2 separate regions of the Homo sapiens genome follow, and region 1 is linked to region 2. A link is a loop called in an ENCODE intact Hi-C map of the cell type or tissue named here. Cell type or tissue: B cell. All regions are shown on one strand. Each heading gives the region's core, and the rest is flanking DNA. Links, peaks and the distances in the headings are about the cores only.

Evidence for each region. Hi-C counts contacts between places; a loop is a spot of excess contacts. Peaks named below come from ENCODE experiments on the same cell type or tissue, not always from the same donor. Only the 100,000 strongest peaks of a DNase experiment are listed, where the experiment ranks them.
Region 1: a loop joins it to region 2, with 17 times the contacts of the local background. A loop is called at or near these places in 1 of 110 quality-filtered maps.

Annotation. Positions count from the first base shown.
Region 1 is chr3:30,055,320-30,071,668 of GRCh38, forward strand. No RefSeq gene overlaps it. Among named protein-coding and RNA genes, the nearest start is that of RBMS3-AS1, 130 kb to the left of the region's middle. RefSeq lists enhancers at 3,875-4,407, 7,601-7,770. In B cell, for the core only: no CTCF peak of the experiment used is centred there; no DNase peak of the experiment used is centred there.
Region 2 is chr3:31,830,339-31,846,687 of GRCh38, forward strand. The region is part of intron 3 of OSBPL10 (oxysterol binding protein like 10); the gene reads right to left. Among named protein-coding and RNA genes, the nearest start is that of OSBPL10-AS1, 130 kb to the left of the region's middle. In B cell, for the core only: no CTCF peak of the experiment used is centred there; no DNase peak of the experiment used is centred there; H3K27ac peaks cover 598 bases.

The DNA.
Region 1 (16,349 bases), core at 5,162-9,161, 1.8 Mb before region 2:
CAGGCAACCTATAGAATGGGAGAAAATTTTTGCAACCTACTCATCTGACAAAGGGCTAATATCCAGAATCTACAATGAACTCAAACAAATTTACAGGTAAAAAACAAACAACCCCATCAAAAAGTGGGCAAAGGATATGAACAGACACTTCTCAAAAGAAGACATTTATGCAGCCACAAGACACATGAAAAAATGCTCATCATCACTGGCCATCAGAGAAATGCAAATCAAAACCACAATGAGATACCATCTCACACCAGTTAGAATGGCGATCATAAAGAAGTCAGGAAACAACAGGTGCTGGAGTGGATGTGGAGAAATAGGAACACTTTTACACTGTTGGTGGGACTGTAATCTAGTTCAACCATTGTGGAAGTTGTTGTGGCGATTCCTCAGGGATCTAGAACTAGAAATACCATTTGACCCAGCCATCCCATTACTGGGTATATACCCAAAGGATTATAAATCATGCTGCTATAAAGACACATGCACACATATGTTTATTGCAGCACTATTCACAATAGCAAAGACTTGGAAACAACCCAAATGTCCAACAATGATAGACTGGATTAAGAAAATGTGGCACATATACACCATGGAATACTATGCAGCCATAAAAAATGATGAGTTCATGTCCTTTGTAAGGACATGGATGAAGCTGGAAACCATCATTCTCAGCAAACTATTGCAAAGACGAAAAACCAAACACCGCATGTTCTCACTCATAGGTGGGAATTCAACAATGAGAACACATGGACACAGGGAGGGGAACATCACACACCGGGTACTGTTGTGGGGTGGGGGGAGGGGGGAGGGATAGCATTAGGAGATATACCTAATGCTAAATGATGAGTTAATGGGTGCAGCACACCAACATGGCACATGTATACATATGTAACAAACCTGCACGTTGTGCACATGTACTCTAAAACTTAAAGTATAATAATAAAAAAAAAAAGAACTTCACATATACTAATTTGGGGGCAGGGTCATAATTTAGTCAATAACAGAGGATCAGATTGCTTCCAGCTCCCCACAACTACTAAAAAGCTTAAAAAAAAAAAAAAAAAGCAACCCTTATACATATCACCTTATGCACTGTATTAGTTAGCTAGGTCTGCCATAACAAAATAGCACAGAGTGGATCGTTTAAACAACAGATACTTTTTTTTTTTCCCTCACAGTTCCAGAGGCTAAAACACCAAGATGAAGATGCTAGCCAGTTTGGTTCCTGGTGAGGGATCTCTTCCTGACTTGTAAATGGCCACCTTCTAACCCTGTCCTCCTATGTCCCTTCCTCTGTGCATATATTGAGAGAGATAGAAATCCCACCAAAAGCCCTATCCCCAAATATAACCACAATGAGGGGCAGGGCTTTGAGATTTGAATTTGGAGGAGATACATATTCAGGTCATAAGATGTGCCTATTTTAAAAAATTCCTTGGAATACTGTATCAGTTACAAATTGTGCTACAGGAACAAACAATCTCGTAATTTCAGTGGCTTAACACAACAAAAGTTTATTTTTCACTCATTCTGGAGATCCAAGATAGGTCTTAACTAACATAGAGAATATGCTCATTATAGCCACCCTAGGACCCAGGTTGATAGAGACTCCATCTTAACATATTGTTTCCATTATCACTGCAGCAGTAGCAAGAAAACATATCTCCATTCACATTTCATCGGCCAAAGTAAATCACATGGCCACATCTATCTTCAAAGGTGGAAGAGCAAATCAGTGCAATCTTATCATGCGCCTAGGAGGTTGAGAGACAGAAATATTTGATGACTAGCACTAATTTCTATAATATATGTTAAGGAGTGAAATTTCTAGATGATAGAGTGAATATGCATTTTCTTAATTGCCTTACTGATGACAGACCACACTCCGTAATGGCTGCAACAGTCTACATTCCCAGCAGTGTGCAAGAAGTCCATATTCTCACCAATGCGCAGCATTATTCAGCTTTCTAATTTGTCAGGCTAATGATGTAAAGCAATATCTCATTGTGGTTTAACTTTCATTTTCTGATTAGCAATTATTTAAAATATGACTTCATATGCTTAATTTTTGATTTCCTTTTTGTTAAACTGTTTATTCACAACCATTGCCCATTTTTCTCTTGGTTTTTCTGTCTTTTTATGATTTTCTAAGAGTTCATTTTATATTCTAGATATTAATTTCTTGGTGGTTTTAAACAACTGCAAATTATTTCTCACCTTCTGTCACTTATAAACTTTATCCAAGATATCAGTTTCTGAAAAGAAATTCTTAATTTTTGTATAATTCATATATTTTTGTGCTCCATGGTTTGTACATTTGAAGTTATGTTTAAGAATTACTACTTCCCTGTAGTTTACAATTACATTTTTATTTTCCTCCATGAAGCTTATAGATTTATTTTTCACATTTAGGTATTTAATTACCTGTGATCTCCTTTTATATATAGTGATATGTAGGGAAAAGTTTAATTTTTTCTTGATTTTGTGGGAGTTTTCCCAAGTAATATGATGTGGTTAGACCCTGTGATCCCATCCGAATCTCATCACAAATTGTAATCCCCATAATCCCTGTGTGTCGAGGAAGGGACTGGTGGGAGGTGACTGGATCATGGGAGCAGTTCCCTCATGCTATTCTCATGAGAGTGAGAGTGAGAGCGAATTCTCGCAAGATCTGATGGTTTTATAAGGCAGTTTTTCTTGCTCTCACAAGCTCTCTCTTGCCTGCCACTATGTAAGATATTCCTGTTTCCCCTTCTGTCATGATTGCAAGCTTCCTGAGCCACCCCTGAGACAATGAATGTGAATCAATTAAACCTCCTTTGTTTATAAATTACCAAGTCTCGGGTATTTTCTTTATAGCAGTGTGAAAATGGACTCATGTAATCTATACTTTCCTCATTGATTTGGTGGTGCCATCTTTATTGTATATTAAATTTTCATAACCATATATATCTGCCTTTTACATTTTCATTCTTTTCAATGGCCAGTTTGCCTTTTTTTCCCCCATCAATACCACACTGTTTTTAATATATATCTTAATATCCAGTCAAGAAAATCATTTCTCTTTTCTCTCTTTTTAAATTAAAATTAATGTAGTGATGGTGGATGGTGGATATTTATTCAGCCATGTAAATTTTAAAATAAATATATTAAGTCATGAACAAAATAGAAATAAATGTTTGGTATTGCACTGAATTTACAGGTTAATTTAAATATAATTGACATTTTTATAATATTAGGTTGTCTTAGCCAAGGGTAATAATGACCATCTCCCCAGTGATTCCCATTGTATTCTTGTAGCCTTATTAGATATTTAAAACATTCTCCATATAAGTATTGTTTCAAGTTCTCCATTTAAGTAATTTGTTTTTTTAATCTTGTTCATGACAATTTTACTGAACTTTCTTATTAGATTTAATAATTTAATAATTCTTTTTTAATGTTTTAAGGCAGATAATACTTCCATAAATAATGACAATTTTATTTCTTCTATTTAAAATTTTACTACTTTCCTTTCTCTTTTTCTTTTGTTACACACTTGGCCAGGACTTCCAGGACCATGTTAAGCATTAATAGTGAGAATAAGCATACTAATCTCATTCTCAATTTTAAAGGGAATGTACTTAACGTCTTTTGCTAGGGGTAGTGTACTATAAATTTTTGGTACATGACCTCTATAAAGTGAAGAATGTTTCCTTCTAATTATAGTTTCCTAGGACTTTTTTTTAAGGTTTTAAATATGTACTAAAATCCATCAAGTGCTTTTTTTCTGAATCAAATGAAATAACTTTTTTTTTCCTTTTGGTCTATTAATGCAGTAAATTGTTAATGTATTTTCTACCTTTTATCATCTTCATGTTCCTGGGATAAACCATACTTGGCCATTTTTTATTACATATAAGCACATTTGTGGATTCAGTTAGCTAAAAGTCAAAATCCTTAAAATGGGTTACAACAGCCTACAGTACTTGCTCACTCTTCTCCCCTCTGTGCCTCACCCCATTATATCTCTGACTTATTTCCTTCAACTTCCCTCATGCACTCATGCAGGTCAAGTCATTCTGTCCTACTTGCTATTCCTCCAAATGGCCAGACACATTCCCACATCAATGCCTTTGCACTTGCAGTTCCTTCTGCCTGGAAAGAACTTTCTTTGATATGCAAATGGGTCACTCCCTCTCCCACTTCAGATCTTCACACAATTTTTCATCTTCTCAGTGAGGCCTATCCTGGCATTCCTGCTTAAAATTCCAGCCCACTCACTCCAACATTCTCTATCCCCTTTCTTTGCTATATTTTACTGTCTTAATTTTACTTATTTTCTTTATTCTTGGTGTTCTGGCATTTCTATTGTCACTAATCAGGGAGCGACTGCCCTCCCAAAGGTAGCCAATTCTAAGGGATAGCAAAAGGCTTGTCAGGGAGTGCATCTTTCATGCACAAAGTAACCATTCCAGAGCCCACAGCCCTAACCATCTCCTTTATCAAGCTCTTACGTACCTAGGCCAGTGTTTCCTCTCCCCTCAATCAACCTAGGGTCAGGTCCAAGTCAGCTAGGGACAGACTTTATGCCGCAAAGCCCACCTGCATTATACAAACTAGGCAGTCCAAAGGTGTTTGCCCTGCCCTACCTCACCTTTCCCTCTGAAACCCCAATAAAGGTTGTAGCTTATGACTTTCTCTCATCCCTTCTGCCCACTGACTTCCCTTGGTGCCCTTCCATGTAGCCCAGCATGGTGTACTGTGTCTCCTGTTTTTAGTATCTGTGAGCAGAAACTTCTTCCTCTATGGGAATCACCTCATGTCTCTGTGTCTTAACACACCTGATTAAAACAAATCTCAAGTACAAATGTTAAGGCATTTACTTCTTATGTCTTCTCACTTCGTATGAAACATACTATACAGTTAATTTATTTATATCGTTTATTGCATGTTGTCCCTAATTAGAATACCAGTTTCATTTAGCAGGAATTTATTTTTGTCGTTTCTTTTTAACTTCTATATCTCCATTATTGAGAACATTCCCCAGTAAATTCTGGGTCCTCAATAAATATTTATGAAATGAATGAATGAAATACTAATGAATAAAATGAATCTAATATTTTCCTTTCAAGTAAGGAAAACAAGAGGCAATTAATGTTGGCATATTGATATATTTTCTGTCAGTTTATGCCTTTTTGTTTATAGCTGACTTAGTATTTCCATCTGATAACAGTCATTTGAATGTTTGCTGAGCAGCTGCTTGCTCTGTATCAGACTTTGTGCTGGATATTGGGCAGGCAACGATGACAAAATAAACACTATTCTTGTCTGGAGGCAGTTTTCAGCCTTCAAATTTTAAATCTCCTGTTTATTATATTATGGGCAATCCCCCATGTTTCAAAATAAGATTTCCATGAAAATTAATTTTAATAGCTGTGCAACAAAAGATTTAAAGCAATCTTCCATGCACTACATTGGGCGGGCAGATTTGCTTTGTTTATAGACATAAAGTTTAAATTAGTTGCCAGTAATGTAAAAGTTGATTGATTTAACATTAACTAAGCCAGATTTCCAGCTGCTGCAAGAAAATAGGGAATTATAGAAAAAGGCGCCTGTATCCTCTCAAAAAACTTATTGATATTTAGAGCTGAATGGCAGCTTCTAATGTAGATCAAATATTGGTTTGTCTGTAAGGTTTTCTTTCATCTCCCTGTTTTACTCATTTATATTAACTGACTGGTCTCTGTTCATTTTGACTTTGTGACCTCTGTATAGAATATTCCATTATATGGATGCATCATAATTTTCTTAGCTATTTCCCCAAGGTTAAACAATTAGGCTATTGCTAAATTTTCACTGTTATAAACAACAGATAAATCTCTATCTATATGTCAGATTCTTTCCTTAGGGTAGATTTTTCTAAAAGGGAAATTACCAAGTTAGAGGGTAGGGATATTTTACTTGCTTTTCAAAAGAGTACATAATTTTCTACTCTCAGTTATGTATGAGGGTGCATATTTCAATGATGGCCTACTGAAGCTGCATTTTAAAATGTTTTCATCTTTACTAATTTAATAAGCAAAAATTGTATTTTAATTTAGATTTCTTTGATCACCGTTGAGATTAACCAGTCTGTATTTTATTAGCAGTTCTGTGGCACTATTTGCAAAATTACTTTTATTTCAATTTACCATATTTTTGTGTTTGATATGAGCTTTTTCTCTATTATGTTAAGTATTTCTGTGGCTTATTTACTATATATTTTTGTTATTAATTTTTAACTTTATGCCTTCTTTGATAAGTTATTTACTTTTTAATATTCAAATCAGGATATTTTTATTTTTTAATTTTTTTCTATTGTTTTTAACTTAACTGTATCCTTTATCCTGTAGAGGTAAATTAAATAGCCATATATACATTATACTTTTCATGACTGATTTTAAATATTTTGCTTTTTATTACTTTTGGAATTTATTTTGGTATAAGGTCAGTATCTAAATTTTGTGTTGTATTGTCAATTTTAATTGTTTTGCTTTTTTTTCACTAGCATCAAAATCAATATTCTGAAAAAATATTTCCTTTTCTTTTTTGAGACGGAGGAGTCTCGCTCTGTCGCTCAGGCTGGAGTGCAGTGGCGCGATCTCCGCCCACTGCAAGCTCAGCCTCCCAGGTTCACGCTATTTTCCTGCCTCAGCCTCCCAAGTAGCTGGGACTACAGGCGCCGGCTACCACGCCCGGCTAATTTTTTTTTTTCGTATTTTTAGTAGAGACGGGGTTTCACCACCTTAGCCAGGATGGTCTTGATCTCCTGACCTCGTGCTCCACCCGCCTCAGCCTCCCAAAGTGCTAGGATTACAGGCGTGAGCCACCGCGCCCGGCCCTGAAAAATATTTATTAAATAAACCTCTTTCATGCTGATGTATATACCTTATTAAGTGTGTATTAACTTCTTGTGTACATTAGCAACTGTATCTAAGTGGTATTATTTTGTTTCGTAAATTTTCCTCTCAATGCTTATGACATTTCATTATTAAAACTTTCTAAGATACTTTAGTGGCCATATCCTATTAAATATAAATCCTTAAGAGTTCATTTTTTAAACAGAGCCATTCTCATTTGTCTCTAATTTTTCTGGAGTAAAATTAGAATTATAATTTCAAGTTTCAAAATACCTTCTAAGTGATGTCATATAAATACATTTAAAAATAATTAACATTCTAAGAATAATATTGACACATAATTTTTGATCTTTCAAAAAATAGTACTCCCTTCACTTTTTAACATTTCTGTTAATATTTTTACAGTGTTTTTTTTTTTCCATAAAAGTCTAGCACACATTTGGCTACAATTATTTTTAACTATTTTATATTTTGTTGCTATTTTGAGGTGATTATTTTCTATTACATTTTCTACCAATTTATTTTTGGTATTTAAGGAGAATTTTTTTTTATTTTTACATGTGTTTCTGAATCTTTATTTTTTACCCCTCCATTGACTCAATAAATGTTATATATTCAACATTATTGTCCCTAATATTTTATCTTCCAATTATAATTTTTATTTTGATTACATTATCTATTGTTTTGGTTATAATTGCCAGAACATTAAAACTATTAATGAAACCAAGTGTGGTGGCATGCACCTATAGTCCCAGCTACTTGGTAGTCTAAGGCAGGAGGATTGCTTGAGCCCAGGAATACAAACCTGTAGCTCACTATGATCACTATGATCATGGGTGACTGGCCACTGCATTCCAGCTTGGGCAACATAGCAAGATCCTGTCTCTAACTATATATATATATATATAATATATATATATAATATATATAAAATATATATATTTATAGATATATAATACTGTATAATATATAATTGTTATATAATATATAATATATATTATATGATATATAATATATAGATTTAAATATAAATATATAATATATATCTATATCTATAAAATATATAATATATATCTATAAATATATAATATATATTACATCTATAAATATATAATATGTATTATATCTATAAATATATAATATATATTATATCTATAAATATATAATATATATTAGATCTATAAATATATAATATATATTATATTATTATATATAATATATATTATATCTATAATATATGATTATTATATATAATATATAATTTATAATATATAATATAATATACAATATATATTATGTATTATAATAATATATATTACATATATAAATAATATATATATCTATAAATATATAATATATATATAAACAACATTTCATATCTTTGCCTTCACTGTGGTTTTATTGAAATTATCGCTAATGTTTTACATTCAGGTATGATATTGCCTATTGATGTGCCAATATCTTCATCAGGTTAATTTAATTATTTTATGATTTATTAATTATTTTTATATGTAATTAGAGTTAAATTTAAACCACTTTTCTGGAATCTCTTGAGATAATTGAATTTTGAAAACTGTATTAGATCATGTTATTTATTATGTTTTAAAGATAATATATTTTTGCATTTCTATAGTTCAGACTGAATTACTCGTTTGCTCTGCTATTAGACTTTATTAGTACATTTAAAGATATTTCTCAGTGACATCACATAGTTTTTTTCTTGTTTGCCTTATATGTTTAAGCTTTGGGGTTAGATTACAACTGGATTTATAACATCGGTCCCTTTCTCTCTGTCAGGGTTGGTCTCATTGAGAAGGTAACAGATACACAACGATTTGAAGGAACTGAGTGGGGAGCCATGCAGCTATTGGGGGAAACCAATAAAGGCAGAGTGAACAGCTAGAGCAGAGCCCTAAGTTAATGAGTTTTTGCAATATGCCAGGCTTGGTGTTATATCCAGGGGTTTAAAGAGAAATAAAATGTTAACCCTAACCTGGTTCTACCAATGAAAGTATATTGATCTGCTATAGTAAGACAACTACTATGAGAGAGAGAATCACATAGTGCTTTTGGAGGCTATAAGAGAGGATTCTAACCCAGCCTGGAGGAAGTCTGGGAAGAACTCCTGCTGGAGACATTGCTTCATATGGGTAGAGTGAGTAGGACCTACCCAGGTAAAGGAGCAAGATCTGAGTGAGAATAAAATACATATAGGCAACTTAAATCAGTCAAGCATGATGTGAGTAAATACCACAAGAGAGTGGTAATGAGAGTCGAGATGGTATGTTAGCCTGTTTTCATGCTGTTGATAAAGACATACCTGAAACTGGGAAGAAAAAGAAGTTTAATGGACTTACAGTTCCACGTAGCTAGGGAGGCCTCACAATCATGGTGGAAGGCAAGGAGGAGCAAGTCTTGTCTTAATGGATGGTGGTAGGCAAAGAGAAGAGAGAATGAGAGCCAAGCAAAACGGGTTTCCCCTTATCAAACCATCAGATCTCATGAGACTTGTTCACTATCATGAGAATGGTATGGGGGAAACCACCCCATGATTCAATTATCTCCCACTGAGTCCCTCCCACAATGCATGGGAATTATGAGAGAACAATTCAAGATGAGATTTGGGTGGGGACACAGAGCCATACCATATCATTCTGCCCCAGACCCCCTCCCAAATCTCATGTCCTCACATTTCAAAACCAATCGTGCCTTCCCAACCATCACCCAGAGTCTTAATTCATTTCAGCATTAACTCAAAAGTCCACAGTCCAAAGTCTCATCTGAGACAAGGCAAGTCCCTTCTGCCTATAAGCCTATAAAATCAAAAGCAAGTTAGTTACTTCCTAGATACGATGGGGGTACAGGCATTGGGTAGATACAGCCATTCCAAATGGGAGGAACTGGCCAAAACAAAGGGGCTACAGGCCCCATGCAAGTCCAAAATCTAGCAGCACAGTCAAATCTTAAAGGTCCGAAATGATCTCCTTTGACTCCATGTCTCATATCCAGGTCACACTGATGCAGGAGGTGCATTCCCATGGTCTTGGGCAGCTCCACCCCTGTGGCTTCGCAAGGTATAGTCTTCCTACCGGGTGCTTTCACTGGCTGGCATTGAGTGTCTGCAGCTTTTCCAGGTGTATAGTGCAAGCTCTCCATGGATCTATCATTCTGGGGTCTGGAGGATGGTGGCCCTCTTCTCACAGCTCCACTTGGTGGTGCCCCAGCAGGGACTCTGTGTGGGGGCTCCCACCCCACATTTCTCTTCTGCACTGCCCCACCAGAAGTTCTCCATGAGGACCCTGCCCCTACAGCAAACTTCTTCCTGGGCATCCAGGCGTTTCCAGATATCTTCTGAAATCTAGGTGGAGGTTACCAAACCTCAATTCTTGACTTCTGTGCACTCGATGGCTCAACACCATGTGGAAGCTGCCAAGGCTTGAGGCTTGCACCCTCTGAAGCTATGGCCCAAGGTCTACACTGGCCCCTTTCAGCCACGGCTGGAGAGGTTGAGACACAGGGCACCAAGTCCCTAGGCTGCACCCAGCACAGGGACCCATGGCCTGACACATGAAACCATTTTTTCTTCCTAGGCCTCCGAGCCCATGATGGGAGGGGCTGCTGTGAAGACCTCTGACAAGCTCTGGAGATATTTTCCCCATTGTCTTGAGGATTAACATTCAGCTTGTTACTTATGCAAATTTCTGCAGCCTGCTTGAATTTCTCCTCAGAAAATGGGATTGTCTTTACTACTGCATTGTTAGGCTGCAAACTTTCCAAACTTTTATGCTCTGCTTCCCTTATAAAACTGATTGCCTTTAACAGCATCCAAGACACCTCTTAAAGGTTTTGCTGCTTCGAAATTTCTTCCGCCAGATACCCTAAATCATCTCCCTCAAGTTCAAGGTTCCACAAATCTCCATGGCAGGGGCAAAATGCTACCAGTCTCTTTGCTAAAACATAACAAGAGTTACCTCTGCTCCAGCTCCCAACAAGTTCCTCATCTCCATCTGAGACCACCTCAGCCTGGACCTTATTGTTACATCACTATCAGAATTTTTGACAAAGCCATTCAACAAGTCTCTAGACAGTTCTAAACATTCCTGCATTTCCTGTCTTCTTCTGAGCCCTCCAAACTGTTCCAACCTCTGCCTGTTATGCAGTTCCAAAGTTGCTTCCACATTTTTGGGTATCTTTTCAGCAATGCCCCATTCTGCTGGTACCATTTTACTGTGTTAGCCTGTTTTCACACTGCTGATAAAGACATACCCAAGACTGGGAAGAAAAAGAAGTTTAATGGACTTACAGTTCCACATGGCTAGGGAGGCCTCACAATCATGGCAGAAGGCAAGGAGGAGCAAGTCATGTCTTACATGGATGGCGGCAGGCAAAAAGAAGAGAGAATGAGAGCCAAGTGAAATGGGTTTTCCCTTTTTAAACCATCAGATCTTGTGAGACTTATTCACTACCATGAGAACAATATGGGGGAAATTGCCCCATGATTCAATTATCTCCCACCAGGTCCCTCCCACAATGCATGGGAATTATGGGAGTACAATTCAAGATGAGATTTGGGTGAGGACAAAGAGCCAAACCATATCAGATGGGAAAGCTTGGAGGGGTCAAACCATGTTGCACCATTCTCAGCAGTTTGTTATCTCTGTGTGCCAGTAAGAAGCTATTTAAAGGCTTAAGGCATAGGAAAAAGTCACATTTTGTTTTAGAAGAGTAATTGGCTATCACATGTAAATGACATTGACCTTGAATGGAGCAAAACTAAAAGCAAAGAGCTCACTTAATATTTGTGTTGATCATCTGAACAAAGACTGAAACAGAACTGAACAAAGGCAACAGAGGCGAGGATGTGATGGGTGGATTTGACAGCTGTTTGTAACTAAAATAGGCAAGCTTTGGTAACTGACGAAAGGAAGAAGGAAGGATGGCTTAAAGTCTAGACTAATTCCTAAATTTCTGGATTGTATGACTAAGTAAAAGACGATGTATTCTGCAATTGGTTCCCTGTCAGAGAAGGAATGCTAAAAAGGTGCAAGATAGGGGAAAATGATAAAAGGATAAACATATCAATCAAAGACTTAACGTCAAATAAAAAACACTGGTTTCAAGCTTCCAAATGTGTATATGTGTGTTTTAATTTCCTTTCTTCAAAAGTAGTGTACATTTTTATAATAAATTAGATCTGACAGTCTGCTTTATTCTGCACTTGATACCTAATATATGTATGTGTATTTCTAACAAAGTCTAAATATACCCAGGGGGCTTGTTTATTAATTGAATTTCCTGAGGCATAATTCTTTCCCTTGGGGTGCTAATAACCTGATAATTTCAGATCTTTAATGCTTAGATATATTAATGAGAACAAATAACTTTGTAAAGACTCTATTATTCATATTTGTCTTTTAACTTTTATTATAATATGAATTTCTTTCATTATCCCCTACCATACACATACAAACTTTTCTATTTTAGGAAGCCTTCAACAATGACCTGTTGTTGTGTTAACATTCAAAAGACAATCTTATCATATCTAAAAGTGTCACCTCAAATGCATTGCTTCTAGTAGGAAGAAATTTGCTCCTGATTTTTGAGAGGTTAAATGAAGCCAGAAGGCTCCTGTGTCCTCTCATCAACCTCCCCTCCAGGCTGTTCTCTCAATCTTCCCACTGGGTGAATTAGTGCCACCTATTATGTGAGCCCTCAGATGTGGAAAAGGCAGCAGCTTCTTTCAAGCAGGAGAGGCTGGGTGAAGCTGCCCTTTAGCACAATGGGGGACAAATTGCCTAGAGAAGGGGCAGTGAGTTGGGTCTGCCAGGTCTCATGGCACCCGAAGCTGAGCACAGCCCCCACCTGGAGGAAGAGAGGCTCCTGAGGATATGACAGAAGGGTCAATGTATTAGCATTCCTGCTGCTATGAAAAGACATCTGAGGACTACGTAATTTATAAAGAACATACATTTGTTTCTCAAAGATCTGGAGACTGGGATGTCCAAGATCAAAGCGCTGACGAGTTCAGTGTCTGGAGTCTCTGCTTCCAAGATAACACCTTGAACTCTGTGTCCTCCAGAGAAACTGAACATTTCCCTCGGATGGCAGAAGGGATGGAAAAGGGCAAAAAGAGGGTCTAGCTTATTCTCTCTAGCCCTTTTATAACGTTACTAATCCCATTCATGTGGGTTCCACCTTCATGTCTTAATTACCTTGTGAAGGGTCCATCTCTTAATACTATCACGTTGATGACTAAGTTTCAACATGAATTTTGGAAGGATCACAAACATTCACACCATAGCAGTTTACATGACAAAAGAGTGGAAGGCATACAACAAGGGATGATTGGATGTAACCATGGACAAAGTTATCCTGAGTACAGCTGTGACAAAAAGGGCTCTGAGAAAAATTCAAACTGCGTGACTCTGATATGTGCAAGTATCAGAAAATTCAAACATGGTTTGAGTTTATTTAACTTGAAAAGTGATTAAATGTTGTAGAAAATTTACAGATGGCAAACCTCCAGCATTTGTATTAATCATGCAATTGTCACAGTTCCATTCCAATGGCTTTTCGTGCTGTTGTTGTTGTATAGCATTAGCTCTCTCTGGGTGCTTTTGGTGCACTTGATATTAAAATCAACTCTGAAATCATACCACCTTGGGTGATTTTAAACCTTTGTGATAGAGCATAAAATATCTGGGAACATCAAAGTCAAGTCACACCTAAAACTTCTGCCTAAGATACTGACCACCTGCATAAAACTTTTCAGCTATATCATGTCCCTAGAAATTCAGCTTAACTACACAAATTTATTTTTTGATCAGAAAAGTGTGTGAAGTTTTATATATGAAAGTCAAGATTTTTTTGAAAGCCAAGATTTTTAAAACTTGGAAATAGATGGGTCCAAATAGTGTGGCAACCTAAAAAATCACATGCTTAAATCTTCAGATATCTACTGAAAGTCTACGTGAATATAAACAGAAGAGCTGGGAGACTGTAACAGCCCTGGTAACTAGAGAAATGGTCTCAGCCACAGGCCAGAAACTTTAAGGAAGTTTTGCAATACGGAATGCAGATAAGGCCCAGACCAAAACACCTGATAACCCTTGGCAGTTTGATTATTTGGTGCCCTTTCAACTCCATATTCTTTAATATCTGATAAGCATTTATATATAAAGGCCATGAGGGGTTGTCTGAAAGGGGCAGGGGATTGGAGAGCTAATGAAGGGCAATATGGAGTCTTAGTCTTCCCATCTTTCAACTTGGACATGCTACTCAACAGTTAATAGGAGCTCCCGCTATGCCACGAGCTGTTGTGGTGATCTTGTTTGACCTGAGTAGGTTCCTTGTGCACTCAATCCCCACTTCAACCAGATCATCAAAGTATTCTTTCTCAACATCCAGATTCATCTCCCCAAGGGAGATATGGGTAAATGCTGTTTTCTTTTTTATTAAATGTTTTCAGTGATATTTTTGTCCCATAATGATGTATCTCTAGCATTCTATAAAGCTTGATGACCCCCAAAATCCACCTGTGATTCAAATGACGCTAATTTGAAAGAAAAAAACTGATTTGTGCCCTACCTCCTGCCTGCAGATGGTAAGTGGAAGAATATTGAACCTAAGGCTGTCATTGTCATTCCTAATTTGTAGCAAGCGTGCCTAGAACTGAGGTGGAGTGTGAGGAGGAAAGTGAGTGAGAGACATGTCAATCTCAACCGGCCCTGGGACATGCTACAGGTTTCCAAGGCTAGAGGAAGCAGGGACCAGGACGGCACATACTGTATTTGTATATGGCACCAATGGAAGTGCCACAGTTGCCTCCAGGAAAGGGCAGCATGCCAGGGAAACAGGGTTGAGCTGCCTGCCTAACTCAGGGCTACCAACACACAATGAAAGAAGGGTTCTGCAGAAAAATTTTCTGCTGCCAGATGAAGCCAAACAAACAAACAAAAACAAAAATACCTCTCTGGTCCCTTCCTCTACCTCTACTTGTGGAACAAAAGCAAAGCCTATTAATAGTAAACTTTTCCATTTTTCTCCATATTTACTAAATGATTTTTTAAATGGTCTCATAAAACCCGCCTCTAATCCCAATGCCAAAAACCAACCAAACAAACAAAAATACCACAAATCTTTCTCTATAAGAATGAACAAGTGGCAAAACAAAGGTCAGACATTTTAAAACTATGTTTAAGTTAATATTTGCAAATTATTCATCTGACAAAGGCCTAACATCCAGCATCTATAAGGAATATAAACAAATTTACAAGGGAAAAACAAACAATCCCATTAAAAAGTGGACAAAGGCCGGGCACGGTGGCTCACCCCTGTAATCCCAGCACTTTGGGAGGCCGAGGTGGGCAGATCACGAGGTCAGGAGATCGAGACCATCCTGGCTAACTTGGTGAAACCCTGTCTCTACTAAAAATACAAAAAATTAGCCGGGCGTGATGGCAGGCGCCTGTAGTCCAGCTACTCAGGGTACTGAGGCAGGAGAATCTCTTGAACCCAGTAGACAGAGGTTGCAGTGAGCAGAGATCATGCCACTGCACTCCAGCCTAGGCGACAGAGCGAGACCTCGTCTCAAAAAAAAAAAAAAGTGGACAAAGGACATGAACAGACACTTCTCAAAAAAAGACATACGTTCGTCTAACAAACATGAAAAAAAGCTCAATATCACTGATCATTAGAGAAATGCAAATCAAAACCACAATGAGATACCATCTTACACCAGTCAGATTGGCAATTATTAAAAAGTAAAAAAAAAAAAAAAAAAAAAAAAAAAAAAAAAAAAACCCAGATGCTGGCAAGGTTGCAGAGATAAAAGATCACTTATATACTGTTGGGGGGAGTGCAAATTAGTTCAATCATTGCGGAAAATAGTATGGCAATTCCTCAAAGAGCTAAAAGCAGAACTACCACTCAACTCAGCAATCCTATTACTGGGTATACACCCAGAGGACTAGAAACCATTCTACCATAAAGATACATGAACGTGGATTTTCATTGCAGCACTATTCACAATAACAAAGAAATGAAATCAACCTAAATGCCCATCAGTGTCAGAATGGATAAAGAAAATGTGGTACATATACACCATGAAATATTATGCAGCCATAAAAAAGAATGAAATCATGTCTTTTGTGGGAACATGGATGGAGCTGGAGGCTATCATCATTAGCAAATTAACACAGGAAAAGAAAACCAAATACTGCATGTTCTCACTTATAAGTGGGGGCTAAATAACAAGAACTTATGAACACCAAGAAGGAAATAACAGACACTGGGGTCCACTTGAGGGGGAAGAGTGAGAGGAGGGAAAGAAGCAGAAAAGATAACTATTAGGTATTGAGCTTAATACCTGGGTGATGAAATAATATGTACAACAAACCCCAGTGACCCATGCTTATATACGTAACAAACCTTCATATGTATCATCAAACCTAAAATAAAAGT
Region 2 (16,349 bases), core at 5,642-9,641:
AGGGAGCTGAAGGTATGAAGGAGGTATAACAACACTGCATGCCCAAATCCCACAGATACTCACTGAACTGCCCTTCCTTAGCTGCCCTTCTGGTTTCATCTCCAATTGTGCTTCCTGTCCTACGCTATGGCCATGAACAGCTATTCAAAATCCTGCCCCCCACCGTCCCCGACCCACACACCATGGACGCTCATGGAGCTCTGCCTCTCTACCTATTATTTCCTGTTCCTAGAATGCCCTTCCTCTGTGGCTGGTCAGCCTCTGCTGAACCTTCAAACTCAGCATGGTGTTCTCTGCTCTGTGAAGCATCTCCCTGGCTTTCTCGGCCTCTCTGCTGCTCTTATTCCACTGCATCAAGATTATATTGATTATCCAGTTACTTTCTTAAGAGATGCTTTCATGCTCATCTTTATATCCCCAAGGCCTGGCACATCACAATTGTTTAATTTATTAAGTGCTTAATAATGTCATCTATATGCACGAACTAAGCTGTCCACCAAGTATTCCTCATTTGTTAGTCCAGTGTTTACATTTCATCCTGTGGTAATATATAATCCAAATTACAATCTAGTTTATGATAAAGATGGCATCTCAACTTAGTGGAGATGAATTTTTCAGTAAATGTTGGGATAACTGGGAAGCCATCTGAATAACAAAGCTGGATTCATCTCTCAGATCACAGATCTCGAATGGATCAAAGATTTAAGAAAAACAAACAGTACTAGAAGAAAACACATAACCATGGGCCTAACACTTTGAAATCCAAAAGCTATACCACAAAAGCTTAGCCGGGTGCGGTGGCTCACACCTGTAATCCCAGCACTTTGGGAGGCCAAGGCGGGCAGATCACCTGAGGTCAGGAGTTCAAGACCAGCCTGACCAACATGGAGAAACCCCATCTCTACTAAAAGTACAAAATTAGCCAGGCATGGTGGCACATGCCTGTAATCGCAGCTACTCAGGAGGCTGAGGCAGGAGAATCACTTGAACCCAGGAGGCGGAGGTTGCAGTGAGCCGAGATCGTGCCATTGCACTCCAGCCTGGGCAACAAGAGCGAAACTCCGTCTCAAAAAAAAAAAAAGAAAAGAAAAAAGAAAAGCTTGATAAATTTGATCACCTAAAAACTGGAAATTTCTGCAAAGGAAACAAACAGACCAACAAAATACCCCACTACGACCACCAGCAAAGCCCAACTATAAACTAGGAAAAATGTAGAGCTGGAAATAATTATTAAAATGGGCCAAGGTATGAAGACAGCTTACAAAAAAAGAAATATAAATGGCTTTTAACACATAGGAAAATATGTTCAACTGTACTCAGAAGATAAATGTAAATTCAAACTACTTTAGATAACCATCTTTCACTCATCAGATTGGCAAAAATTCAAAAGTCTGAGTACACAATCTGTCAACAGGGCCACAGAGAAACGAGTTTGTGGAGGTAAAAAAGGTGGCAAAACCCTGAGAACAGCAATCAGCAGACCCATCACAGATACAAACACATCTCCCCCTGGCTCCAGCAATCCCGTGTCTGGGAATGTATCCTCCAGACATACCTGCAGCTGGGTGAAATGCTATATGTCCCTGTTAGTCACCGCAGCACTATGCCTGATGGCAAAGGACAGAAAACAACCCAAATGTCCGTCAGCATGGGACAGGTTAAATAAATTATGGTACATCTATGTAATGGAATACTACCAAGCTGTAAGAGAATAATGAGAGAGGTCTCTATGAATTGATCTGGAAATATCTCTCAGCTATACAGTTAAGTGAAGGAAGGCACATAATTGATCTATAGTATGCAAAATATAGCTTTTCCAACATGAGGTAAATAAGTATTTTTGTTATTTAGCTTGTTGAAAATTATTTGTTTAAAACAAACATACTGTGGAAGGATACATATAAAACTATAAAGTGGCTGCTTATTTGTGGAGAAGCAGGGAATGAGAGGATAGAAACAGTGAAGAGGGGAGATTTTTTCACTGTCTACTTTTTATATTCTTTCACTTTGAACTATACGTATGTATTCCCTATTGAAAACATTTTAATTTTGCATAAAATTTACATTCTAATTGTTCCTATACTTCATCTCAGCTTGAGAAAAGGCAAGTTAGATAATGTGGAAATCATCTAGTTCCTACAGTTCAAACATTTACTGAATACCTACTATGTGCCTAGGAAAATATCTACTGTGTAGTGTCAGGAAGAAAACAAAATGTATGAGACAGTTTTTCACCATAGATACCTATAATATTGCTGGGGATGTAAGATGCACATATACAGAGACAGACGGAGGGAAACATACACAGATGCACACTTACAAGATGGTGCATAACAGGGGCTAATTTGGCAATACAGCCAGAAAATGTCAAAGAAGTGAGCTCATCTCATCACGGCAGGATGTTCCAAGGGTGATGGGCCTGAAGCCTGAGTAGGCTTTGGGAAGCTAGACAGGCAAGGCAGCACACTACATAGCAACCCAACAGTCTGGATACCCTAGGTAGTCTTAGCCTCAGGCCTCGGCTAACAGGCACAGCTCTAAAAACTGTTAAATGTTAATGATCCATCGTTTTACAGATCACCAGGGGATGAAGGAGTGGGGCGAGAGCCAGGGTAGAAATCAGAGTTTGGGTTTACCTTGAAATACCGCAGATTGTAAAGATTCTCTGGATTTGACTTGGACATAATGAATTGGAATGCAGATAAAGATAGGAAATAACCATATAATAATCACCTACTTTCAGCTTCAATCTTTTCACTTGGAGAGTAGAGGGAGAAAGAGGATATTTCTTTAATAACAGTAAATTTGCCTAAGTATTAAGAGTCCACTGAAATATATTTTGACTGTCAGCGAGGCTTATTCCAGTCCAGGAAAAGGCAGATTTTTCCCTGGGCTTTGAAGCCAGACAGATAAGTTTCATTCTTCATACACACACCTCTATCCCCCCACTCCTCCCCTACCAAACCCCTGCTCTTGCCATGTGATCTGGGGTGAGTTATTTAAGTTTTCTCATTAAACATCAATTTCCTAATCTTTAAAAAGAGAAATAATAATATTGACCCTTAAAAGTCACCATGAAGTTTAAATTAGATTATGCATATACAATACTTAGCACAGTGCCTGACATGCAGAAGCTGCATGGACAAAGTTTGTTTCTTAATATCACTGAAAACTTGAACAATGAAAACCTTATGGATTTTTAAAATGTTAAGAAGTTGCTTAGCACAAAATCATAAGCAGTCGCTGAGTCACTGACCTTCTTATTTTCTACAAGGTCAGACTGGTCAGAAGCCCAAAACATAATTAAATACTTACAGGGTCAGCCATTAAATATCAAGATTGTAGGGAAAACACGCACACGCACACGCACACACACACACACACACACACACACACACACTCTCTCTCTCTTCTAATTCTGAGTAGAAATGAGGACTCTTCAGAAATCAGTGAGGAAGACAGCTCTGGCAATAGACACCTTTGCCTGTAGCAGTATCACCATGAATGGCAATAAATCAGATTCACCCAAGAGCAAAATTATTCCACGGTGGATGTCTAAAACCATGATCGTAATTACTTAATGGCTGTCATTTGAATTTACAAGCAGTAACTTTGAGTCAAAAAACCTTTAATTTTCCATTAACTGGGGATTTTCACAGTGTAATTCACATCCATGCCTTCTTTCAGGATAAACATGAGCAAAAAAGTCTTACCCTTCATAAATCCCACAGGTAATCAGTCATTACAAGAACAAGTGAGAAAAGGCAGCAAATTGCAAGCACTATAAATGAGCAGGCTGTGTTTCCAAAAGGCAACCTGTCTACAATCTCCAGGTTTTGTTTCAAAATTATGCCTCCATGTCATAAAAGCCTATCTTCGCTATTAATTTAAAATATTAACAGAGTCTGAGAAACAACATGGCAGGTTTTTGTTCCAAATATTTACTTCAATGGGGGCAACTAGAAACACCAAGTGTGCCATCTGTGGAAAATTCGGAGTCGAGAGCAAGTTTCTTCATCCTTTGCTTAGGAGAATCGTCCCTCACACAGCCATCAGTGTTCATCTGGCTACTCCTTATGTCCCCTTGCTTCGTAAGCACCTGGCTGATGATGCGGGACAGCAAAAAAGAGTGTGGGAGCAGGTGAGACCAAGTGCTGATGCTCAGAGCCTGTCCAGGCATCTGCACATAATCACACAGGCCTCTTGGTCTTTCCCTACATTCTCATTGAATGATTCCTAAATTTCCCAAGGTTGCAAAGAGAAGACAAAACACACATATGCTTTGAATCTACTGGCCAAAACTGCCATTTGGGAAAGGGGTGCTTGGAAAAGGAGAGGAATCACTAGAAAGAATCTGTCCAATCAAGGTAATCGGGTAACAAGCCTGGGAGATAGAAGCCTAGTGTGAGAAAGCTTAGGGCAACAAGCACTGGACCATCCACAGGCCCTGTACCCACCCAGTACTATGGACAGTGTGGGGAGTGATTAAGAGCACACCTTCTCAAGTCAACTGCCTGAGTTCAAATCTGGGCTCCAACACTTGCAAGCTGTGTAACCTAGAAAATGTAGGTGTCTTCCATTCTAAAGTTTAATATTACCTACTTCATTGGGTTGTTGGAGAATGATATGAGAAAAGACACATAAAGCATGTGTCATAAAGTATGCAATGAATACTATCATTAATAAATTAATAAAATGAGGTCTTCAAGCCTCATTATAGGGGAATGGTTGTTAAGTGGTTCCTGAATGAACTATATGGCCATTTTGGTCCTTGGTATCTTAAGTAGTCACAGTCTTAAGGCTTCCTTAACTTTAAAAGACAGTCATCCTAATTACTAAAAAACCACTTGCTTCGGAGAAAAAAAATGCTCTTAAAATATGATTTCACATTTTCAGAAACCCACCTGTTAGAGAAAGCAAAGTTCCCTATAAATTAATCCAATCTACATGGGTTACCCAAAAAAATAATTAGTATTTAAACTAATGGAAAGTTTCCCTTAATACTTGCGATAAACAAAGTTCCAAATAGAAAAGATCAGCTGGTCCTCAAAACCTCTTAAGACATGTATCAAAAGTTTGTAATTGTTGAGCTAGAATTAAAAGGAGGCAAGGGAGGGAAGGGGGTTTAAGATTTCAAATAGACATTTGACACAACCACTTCTACTGTAGAAAATTTTTCTGATGTGAAAAATTTCTGAGCGTCCACTAATTGTAACAACATTCAAATGACATTTACTTTGGAACATATTTTCCTCACTTCCTTGAATTCCTTCACAGCAAGGAGGAAAAAAAGATACTATATTTCAGAAAAAAATAGCCCAAGGCAAACAGAAAAAAATCAAACAAGTCTGGTAATGTATTTTGAAAAACAAATTTAACCAACTAAAATCATTTGATTATATTTCTTCTCTTCCTCTAAAAAAATTGTGCCATATCTAAATATGTGAAAGCTAAGGATAAAAATCCTTTTCCTCTAAAAGTAAATATACTTCAAAATCAACAAAAAGAAAAAGCGTAACAATTTTTAAAACAGTATATTGAGGGCCTTAAAATTAGCTGGAATTTCACTTTCCTGATAGTCAACCTCCGAATAAAATGTGAACTGCTTTTTAAATGAATCTATTCCAGTATTTTGCTTAATTGCTTCATATTGACCTCCTCATTTGCATTGCTTTTTGTTTTTTAGTTGTCTATTCTTTCAAGCTTAAACAGACCTAAAGTAGAAGTAAGATTCTTAAAACTGGGAAATTTTCCAAGTTCATTTCCATGATTAGCTTTTCAAATTTGTTCCAGCTCTCTCTACTTTTCCAAATTCCTGTTTTCATCCAGAAATACGAGTTTCAACATTAAGTAACCAGGCATAGAAAATTTCTTCCATTGCCATCTTCAAATCTTTAATATATCTTAAACATTTTTCACTAACTTTATACCAATACCCTCTCAAATGGCAATATAAATGCATGCAAATGTGTGTGCAAATGAAAAATCGTGGTTCTTCCAGAGACGAAGTCTCTAGCCTGCTTCTAAACACACTGTCCTGAATCTATGAGTATGCACGCAAATGCCAGATTTCTGAAAAATTGTCACAAGCAAATGCATATATTTCATTTCCTGCAAATAGTGGGAAACAAAACTTGACATTTTCTGCGCTTTTTTCCCCCATCATTTTCAACTCCTCCCATCCACCAATCATCTAACCCCCCTCCTCTACCCCCCTGCCAATAAATCCTGCTGACTCTTCCTTAACAGTTAATTCAACTGCTCTGGAATCCCTAGCCAGTCTCCAGGGCAAACCTGAAGGTCCCAAGTCAACTGAAAGCACTGTCCTTGGGCATCTGACCCCCTTATCGCACACCACCCTTTTTTCTCCACTTTCCACAGATCCACCCAGAAGTGTCAAGTGTGACTTCAAAACCTTCCACCTTCTCCACTTTGCATCCTCCATCCACACCATTTGCTTGGGGCCTTGCAATTCCAAGTACCAAGACTCCTTTTGGATGCTTTATTTTGAAAACATGAAAAATTGTCTTTCTGCTGACAAAGCTCAATTCACTGCATTTCTCATGCTTTGGAACTATGCAATTTTAGAGCTAGATGGAATCTCAAGACATAAGTCTAGGCTAGTCCTTTCCTTTTATAGATCTAAAGTCTACAGCTCCCAAAAGGTAAATGAATCATTCAAAACTCAGGCCCAAATTATAAATCTCATTCAAGACTCAACTCAGAAAACACCTGATTAGAGATTCAGCCCCTTCAGCTGGGCCTTCACAATTAAATAAAGACCTCATCATCCAAAATAGTATTAACACAGGGCACACTTTAAAATAGTTGATAGAAAGGAGGAAAGCTGATAACTGTTACACATTTTTATCTTTCTTCTTACCCAAAACTTCAATTTAACCACCTATCATCATAAACACACAACACACCTCTGAAAGTAGGGCAACTGTGTGCTATATTCCTAGAATTACAGATCCCCAAATTATATATATATATATATATATATATATATATATATATATATATATATATATATAGTAAGTAACATAACACAGAGACCTTTAAATGCTGAATTGCCATTTTAATAGAGAAAAAATCTGAAAACAAGGAATAAAAAGAAATTTTCTTAATTAGGTTACAAAGCAAAAAATTACAGTAACCATCATATTTAAGTCATATTTAAGTTTTAACAAATTAGCTTCATTCCTTTTAATATTAGAAACAAGAATTCCACTACCACTGTTTCCTGGAAGCACTAGCCAACAAAATAGGACTAGAAAACAATCACTGTAGATGTGACTGTTTTATTTCAAAAAAAAAAAAAAATCAATGGGTCTCACAATGTTGCCAGATATATGATGAATTTAGAAAAACCAATAGCATTCCTTCATATCAACGATAACCAATCAGAAAATAGAAAATAAGATATCATTCACAATAGTAATAAAAACTATGATGTACAAGTATTAACCCAATAGGGAGTATATGAGACCTTTATAGAGGAAAAAAAAAAATTTAATCCATGAAAAGAAATCAATGCAGAATTGAGAAAATGGAAATACACATATCAGGTAAATGGATGAGACAACTTAATGTTGTAAAGATGTCAGTTCTCTCTAATTAGCTTTATAATTATTGTAATAAAAATTCCGGCAGGATTTTTTGAGCAACTCAACAAATTTATTCTAATACGTAAATAGAAGAATAAAGCTTCATGAAAGATCAAGTTAATTTTGAAAATGTGAGCAAAAGGGAAGAACTCATCCAACCAGATACAAATATTAACAAAACCACAATGGAAATACGCACACATACAAACACATACATATATGTGCATATTACGGTCTAAATATTTGTGTCCCCTCCCCGCTAAAAAAGCTCATATATTGTGGCCGGGCACTGTGGCTCAAGCCTGTAATCCCAGCACTTTGGGAGGCTGAGGTGGGCGGATCATGAGGTCAGGAGATCGAGACCATCCTGGCTAACACGGTGAAACCCCGTCTTTACTAAGAATACAAAAAAATTAGCCGGGCGTGGTGGCGGCAGCCTGTAGTCCCAGCTACTTGGGAGACTGAAACAGGAGAATGGCGTGAACCCGGGAGGCGGAGCCTGCAGTGAGCCGAGATCACGAGACGGCACTCCAGCCTGGGCGACAGAGCAAGACTCTGTCAAAAAAAAAAAAAAAAAAAAAAAAAAAAACCTCATATATTGAAATCCTAACCCCAAAGTGATGCTATTAGGTGGTAGGGCCTTGGAAGGTGATGAGGACATGAGGATTCACAGCCTCACTTGAGGTAAGTCACTCAGCTCTCTTCAACTGAGGTCCAAAAAAGTCACCACAACTCTCTATGGAACACCATAACTGGGAGCTGAGTTAGCATCTTCGAAAAAAATTACTTTTTAATATCAAAGGCCAATATAGCATACTAATTCTCAGATACTTAAACAATAAGCTCATTAGAGCTAAACCACATGGAGCTAATACTTTAAATTGTTTATATGGTTTTTAATTAACTATTCCTAATAACAGGAGTAATGTTTGATGGGCAGTATGTATACAGATGTCAAAAACAAAATGTAGACTACACCCCGCATAGCATTTAATGTGCATTACTCAGGAATCATCTGTCTCCACAGCTTACTGCTTCCCCTCAAGGATGGCCTTTCTCAGGCCAGAGATGGTATCTAACCAGCCATGGTGTATTCTGTTGAATTTGATACATGGCCTCACCTTGCAAAAGCTATGAATGCAGTAAATAAAGAGCAATAAATCCCCCCAACCTCAATTTTTATCACCGGTTAAACCACTGCCTCTTCCCTGAAAACCTAATTTTAAAAATATCAACACTGATTCATTATTATCTCTTCTCCTTTTCCAAACAGGCAGAAGAGTCTGGAAAAGACATACATACCACCACACTTATCATACACAAACATGAAATGTCCAAAAAGCAACCTGGCACAACATCAACTGACTCACATTATTCAGAGATTCAGCAAGTATTTAATAAACATTTACTATGTGCCAGGCACTGCTCTCAGGAACAAAGTACAACAATAAGCAAAACAAATATTCCTGTCCTCACAGAAATGGCATCCTGGTGAGAGAAAGAGTTCCTCCCCACCCACCACCCCCTAAAAAGACAAATAGGTGAAATATGAAGCAGGGATAGAAAAAAAGAAAAAAAACTTGAGGAGGCTTTCCAATTTTAGGTAGGTGGCCAGAGAACGCTTCATGAGAAGGTAACATTTGATTAAAGATGTCAACGAAGTAAAGGAGTGAGCCAGGCTATCTGGGTAAGAGCATTCTACATAGAATCTCAACAGAGCACAAAGGCCCTGGGGTGAGAGTTCACTTGGTGTGTTTGAGCAAGATGGACAGTGTGGCAGAGGTGGAAGTGAGCAAAGCATAGAGCAATATGGAGTTGAGGTCAACAGGTTAGGGATGGGAGAGACTAGTTCCTGAATTAGAAATTACAGACAACAGCCAGGCAAGCCAGATGCCTGGTACCACCTAAGGCTCATGCAGACACAGAGAATGACAAGCAAATTAGAAGAATGGGTTTCAATAAGCTTTCTCCTCAGGGTCATAGTCAGGTATTAAATTGTTATTTGCATACAATTTACTTAGGTCTACATGGAATGGATCATTTCAACTGGATAATTTTCATCATAAAATTATATTACTACTGCCCTGAAGATGGGCTTTTCATGATTTATTCTATGCTCTATTTCTTCTCACGTCTCATTGTAATCGACCCAGAAGATACTTTATGCCAGTAATGAATCATAGAACAAAAGGCGAGTGCGTGCTGAGGAATTCTATAAATGATCACTCTGGAACATGGGGACAAGGGCTCCTATTTTATATTTAAACATCTGTCTCCTACCAGTGGGTCAAACCAGCCATGGGATGGGAAGTCCAATGTCATTCTGAGAACATTTCAAGAAGCAAATTTGATTTTTCTTAAAATCAATAACTAATCTCTGACAGAGCACTCCTGTCTACTAAGAGATCATTATCTCCTTCCCAAATGCTCAGGCACAAAAATGCCAAGCTCAAAAGGGCACGCCTACTTGTGTTTCCAAATGTTTCATGCTAAAAAAATTAAATCACGACATCATCAACATGCCCAAGCGGCGTGCAGACTCCTACAGGAGCTGTGGAATAAATCCCACTAATTACTATTCCAAGCTTGGTATTGCTGATGAAGTTAAGATAAAAATGCAAGATTTGCTAATAACACAGGAAGTCTGGCTAGATAGCACCTTACTAACCCACCTACAGTGATAGCCACAGGAGGCTACAGAAACCTTATAAGTCGTGCGTCCATGAGGCAATTTTCCTAAAAACACTGTATTTGGCCAGGACCTTAGAAGCTCTTGATATTTGGCTTCTTCTTTTCTCCTGTGCTTTTTATAAGTATGGAACACATACACAGGTGTCTTATATACCTAGATTTAACCCCTCCCTAATTCCCAGTAAGGCACTTTTGCCAAAGCAGAAATAAACTGTAGGCTCACAGGCTTATGCTAACACTAAGTTAGGCTTCTTGTTGTTGTTGTTGTTGTTGTTTTGTTGTTTTTGAGACGGAGTTTCGCTCTTGTAGCCCAGGCTGGAGTGCAATGGCGTGATCTCGGCTCACCACAACCTCCGCCTCCTAGGTTCAAGCGATTTTCTTGCCTCAGCCTCCCCTGTAGCTGGGATTACAGGCATGTGCCACCACGCCCAGCTAATTTTGTATTTTTAGTAGAGACGGGGTTTCTCCATGTTGGTCAGGCTGGTCTCAAACTCCCGACCTCGGGTGATCCACCGCCTCGGCCTCCCAAAGTGTTGGGATTATAGGCATGAGCCACCGCACCTGGCCTAGGCTTATTTTTAAAACACAAATATGTTTAGATCCTGTCTTGGACTTTTAAGAATCCTGAATCCAGACACAGGACTTGAGTAAACAGAGCCAACAAGATTCATTTACTTATTTTTATTTACTTATTTTTCTACTAATTTCTGAAGCACAAAGGAAAGCGCCTGACTCACTCTCAGATCTCTCCATTTTTACCAATGAATTCAAGACAGGGGATCTTTAGCAGTATTTGTGGTTTAGGCACTAGGCTGCTGTCATTCCAGTCACTGAAATCTGCAGAAAGTGTGTGGATGGAGCCATTAGAAACAACCCAGGCGAGGCTTAGGCTATTTTAAATGAGAAGATATTTGTGTTGCCCCATCTCAGGATTTCAGGTAGCAGAGTTAGAAAAGCTGTAGTAGATGCTTTCAATATCCTCAATTTAACCAACTAATTGGATGTCCCACCACATTTCTTCCAAAACCTACTGACTGATGCATTCTAGTGCTGACTCAAAGCCTTTCTCTAGTTATGCCTGCACACTCTGCCCCCACCAGCTGAGCTGGGTATTTACTAACAGCCAACGGTATTTAGTCCCTACTGTATTTGTGCTGCTGTACTTATTATTTTAATTACACAATTTAAATAACAAAGAAACCAATAAAAGTATGAAAATAATTGTCTTTATGAAACTAAGCTGTATAATTTGAAAAATATCAATAAAAGTGAGCTGCTAAAAACAGCCATTGAATTAGGTACAGGCATGACAACTAAAAAAGAGTAAAAACTATCTCTAAAAACCTAGAAGCGTTCTGTAATCAGGCTGCCCTCTTCTTTAAACAAATCAAAACAGGAAATTACAGGTAATACATAATAGATATGCTTTACATCAGGGAGATGATGCAGAAACTCGAGCAGCAAGCCTACGCTTGATGAATGGGCCTTGGAACTTTAGAGCTAAAGACTGGTGGGTAAAGATTCAAAGTTAAAATGACACACACACTTAAGGTCTGTATACATAATGGTGGATGATTTCGCTGTTTTGATTAAGGAATGATGTCTCCATATCACCTTAGCTAAGACTTAGGACTTCTCTTGAAGTATCTCAGCCCTATGATCATAGAACCCTGGAGTATCCCTAATGTGTGAGCTCTAAGAATGCAGTTTCCATCAATTCACCAGTGCAAATACTGGCTCAGCAAAGAGCTTCTGGGCTTATTACAGAAGTGGCATTGGCTAACAGGTGTCAATACCTGAGCAAGTTGGCTCTGTGTTAATACAGGGAGGAAGACAGGGTGATCCTTACAGGAAATGCAAAAGAAAAGTTGTTGGGCTTTACATAAAACACAAAAGCTCCTACTATGGCTTCTGACCCAGCATGTCACTGTCATAACAGACGTTAGAGCACATGAAGAAGAAAATTAAACTCTTATCACTCCTTGCATGGTAGTACATGAGAGTTTTTTTCTCATTTCTTCCTGTCCCCAGAGACTCTACTACCTGCTGAAGAGTCCAAATTATTCATTTTTTAAGAGTTTCATCTTGTGTTAAAATCTAATTGGATTCCTACAGCTTTAACAGACTTAGTGACTTTAAGTCTAACGGATCAACTGGCCTAATTCCATCAAAACTGATACGGGAAGAGCAAAAGAGAAGTTATGGAGTTGGGGACAAAAACATGACCTTCACCCAGAGCCAGGCTGAGAATACGTTCCATAATAGAACGCTATCATTTGGGGATATTCCTAAAACTTTGATTTAGGTTTAGATACAGGAGGTGGCTATAAGCAGCGACAAACAGAGAGATGAAAAAATGTGGAAATTACACGTGCTGGACACATTGTGTGTCCTGCCTTACACCTCTCAATCCACATTTTAACTCCTGGCTGCTGAGCCAACTATTGGTACACAGACAGCATGAGGCCTTGGCTGTGCTATTTACCTCCTACCTTCTGACCTGGGACTCTTCTACAGAAGCCTGTTTGGAAAGTCCACAGCAACTGTTCAGCCACATACAAGTGCAAATCTAGGCATGCAAGAGAGAGTTAACCCCACCTACCTCCCACCTTGGGGCAGCCCTTGATCAATGGGAGATGGGTGCCAGGAGATGATAATCCCATTACCTGTGTCTGGGGTAGAGAATTCTGAAGCACATTCTGTGTGGTTCCTACAAGGGTAGCCAGTGGGATTTGGCTTAAATTGCCCACAGCTGTAATCAGCACAAAAGCACACCTCCTGGGGTTCCTCCTCTCTTTCCATATTTTGTTCCTCTTGCTCTCCTTATTCTACTCTTCCGGGATGACATTCCTGCACCCAAGCCTTCATCCCTGAGGCTCTGCCTTCTGGGAGAACCCATCTAAAACAATAAATACCCATTGTTTCAGAGTGCTAGACAGTGGCAAAATGGTATGCTTGCTTTAATCTGACATCTCTGATCATTGTTGGCCCTCCTTCCTTTGCTGCCCCAATTTATTCTCTCTATAGGTTAAAGTTCCAGTTGGCATAACAGCAAAGTTCCTTTCCTCCTCAAGTCTATCAAGAGCTACATTGAGGAATACAGAGACGCATTTCCAGACAAAGGACCAATCTAGACACTGCAAATAGAGCATATCTAATAATAAGTTCACGATTGGGTATCTCCAAGACATATACCCCGTGCTCAGGGAGTCACATGTTAACAGCTCCACAGTCACTGGTGGCCCTGGACCATTAGTTCTAAATCAAACACAGGCAGCAGCCATGAGTCCAGATGCTCTGAGCAGAGAGAGGGCAGATGAGGCAAGGGACAGGGATGCTAGGGTCTGGGGATACATAACTAAGATCTGCTGATGAGCAGAGTAGTACAAAGATTGTTTTTCCCCATGAGCAATTATGATAAGATGGCTGAGATTCTAACATTTTACACCGTAGGTACAAGATGCTGAACTAGGATTCCTGTAACAAAGCACCAGTCAGGCAAAAGGGGACCCATGTATTATCTTTGGGATTGTGACTTAAATCATTATAATGCAGAGAATTGCTTAGCAGCAAGCAAAATGTGTTGGTTCCAACCGTGAACTGCCATGATTCAAGTAAGCTGGCTCAGCCTGTATATTTTATGACCCAAAGACTGAGGAATAAGATTAATGCCTTATACAAAAGAATTAAAAACAGACTCAAATACATATACACAAATGTTTATAGCAGCCCTATATGCACAATAGTCAAAAGGCAGAAATAACTCAAATTTTCATCAACTGATAAATTGATAAATGTGACAAATCCATACAATGGAATATTCATCCATAAAAAGGAATGAAGTATTGATACATGCAACATTGTTGTTGAAACTCAAAAACATTATGATAAAGAATAAGATGTCAGACACAAAAAGTCACATATGATTTCATTCATAGGAAATAATCAGAATAGTAAATCCATAGAAACAGAAAGCAGACTGGTTGTTGTCAAGGGCTCAGGGAAGAGAAATGGGGAGTAACTGCAAATGGGCACAGGGTTTTATTTTGTGGTAGCAAAAATTGTTTTGGAACTACATAGAAGTGGTGGCTATACAACATAACGAATGTACTAAACATCATTTAATTGTCCTCTTTAAAAATGGCTAATTTGGACCAGGCACAGTGGCTCACGCCTATAATCCCAGCACTTTGGGAGGCCAAGGCAGGAGGATCACTAGTGGCTATGAGTTCAAGACCAGCCTGGGCAACATAGCAAGACCCCATCTCTACAAAACAATGTTTTTTAAAAAAACTAGCTAGTCAAGGTTGTGCACACCTGCAACCCCAGTTATTTGGGAGGCTGAGGCAGGAGGATCACTTGAGCCCAGGAGGTCAAAGCTGCAGTAAGCCGTGTTTGTGCCACTGCACTCCAGCCTGGGTGACAGAGCAAGACCCTGTCTCAATAAAATTAACCATTGTATGTATTTTATGTCAATGACTTTCATATCAATTTTTTTTTAATGAAAATAAAAATGAACACCCTAAGGATCCAGCAACCCTCCACCGGCAATTCTAACACTTTCTGCCTGCCTGCCTCCATCTTCTCCTGCTCATCCTGAAAGGGTTTCTCTTTATGCCACAAGGTATGTGGAACATACAGAATATTTTATAATAAGGCTGCTCTTATTTCTTCTTCGTGTAGGCAGAACTGTATACCCAGGGTAACTGGACAAAAACTGAGAGATACTGGAAGCAATGACTCAAAATTACTTATTAAAGTAGGAAGTGAGTCCACCAACAGAAGAGATTCCAAATTGTTAAAGTGCTTGTTGTAGAGAGATGAGACCAGGATCTTCTTTCCTCTATTTTCCACATTTTATTATGTGCAATTATAGTGCTTTTATAGTAAGAAAAAAGTTAAACTAATGAATTCTATTATTCCTCAACTTCCTGATAACATTGACTGTTTATTACACACAGAGCAGAATCCAGTAAGAAGCGGTTCTGTGTCAGACTTCACCAAGAGGAAATGCTAAGCATGAGCCCCAGACAGCACACATTATAAAGAGAAAAAAGGCAAAAAGCAGTCACTCCACCAAGTCCAGATTTGAAATTCTCTACTGCTCTGCATGACCCAGAGACAGGGCAACATGGGCAAACCGATGCTTTTCAGAGACTCCCAAAACCTGTCATTTACAGCAGGGCAGGCTCTTTTCCATGAATGGATTGCTACCATTTCAGGTTTCTTTGGCTTACCTGTGCATTACTTATTTGACTTCAAGAGGAATCCCGCACAACTGTGGTCAAGACATGGAGAAGATGAGACATGTGCTTTGCAAAAGGCAAATTTGAAATAACTGAACCATGACAAAATTTTAAAATAGCTATTTTTAAAGTTTATGTTTCTTTTGAGACAGGGTCTCACTCTGTCACCCAGGATGAAGTGCAGCGGCACCATCTCTGCTCACTGCAACCTCTGCCTCCCAGGCTCAAGCAATCCTCCTGCCTCAGCCTCCCGCGTGGCGGGGACAACAGGCATGTCCCACCACACTACGCTAATTTTTTAATTTTTTGTAGAGACAAGATCTCACTATATTGCCCAGGTTGGTCTCAAGCTCCTGGGCTCCAGCGATCCTCCGCCTTGGCCTCCCCAAAGTGCTGAGATTATAGGCATCAGCCATTGCATCTGACCAGAAATGGCAATTTAAAAAATCCTACTGGGGCCGGGCGAGGTGACTCATGCCTGTAATCCCAGCACTTTGGGAGGCCAAGGTGAGTATATCACCTGAGGTCAGGAGTTCGAGATCAGTCTGGCCAACATGGTAAAACCCCGTCTCTACTAAAAATACAAAAAAATTAGCCGGGCCTGGTGGTGGGCGCCTATAATCCCAGCTACTTGGGAGGCTGAGGCTGAGGCTGAGGAATCGCTTGAACCTGGGAGGCGGAGGTTGCAGTGAGCCAAGATCACGCCATTGCACTCCAGCCTGGGCAACAAGAGCAAAACTCCATCTCAATAAATAAATAAATAAATAAATAAATAAATAAATCCTATTGGGAACAATTAATC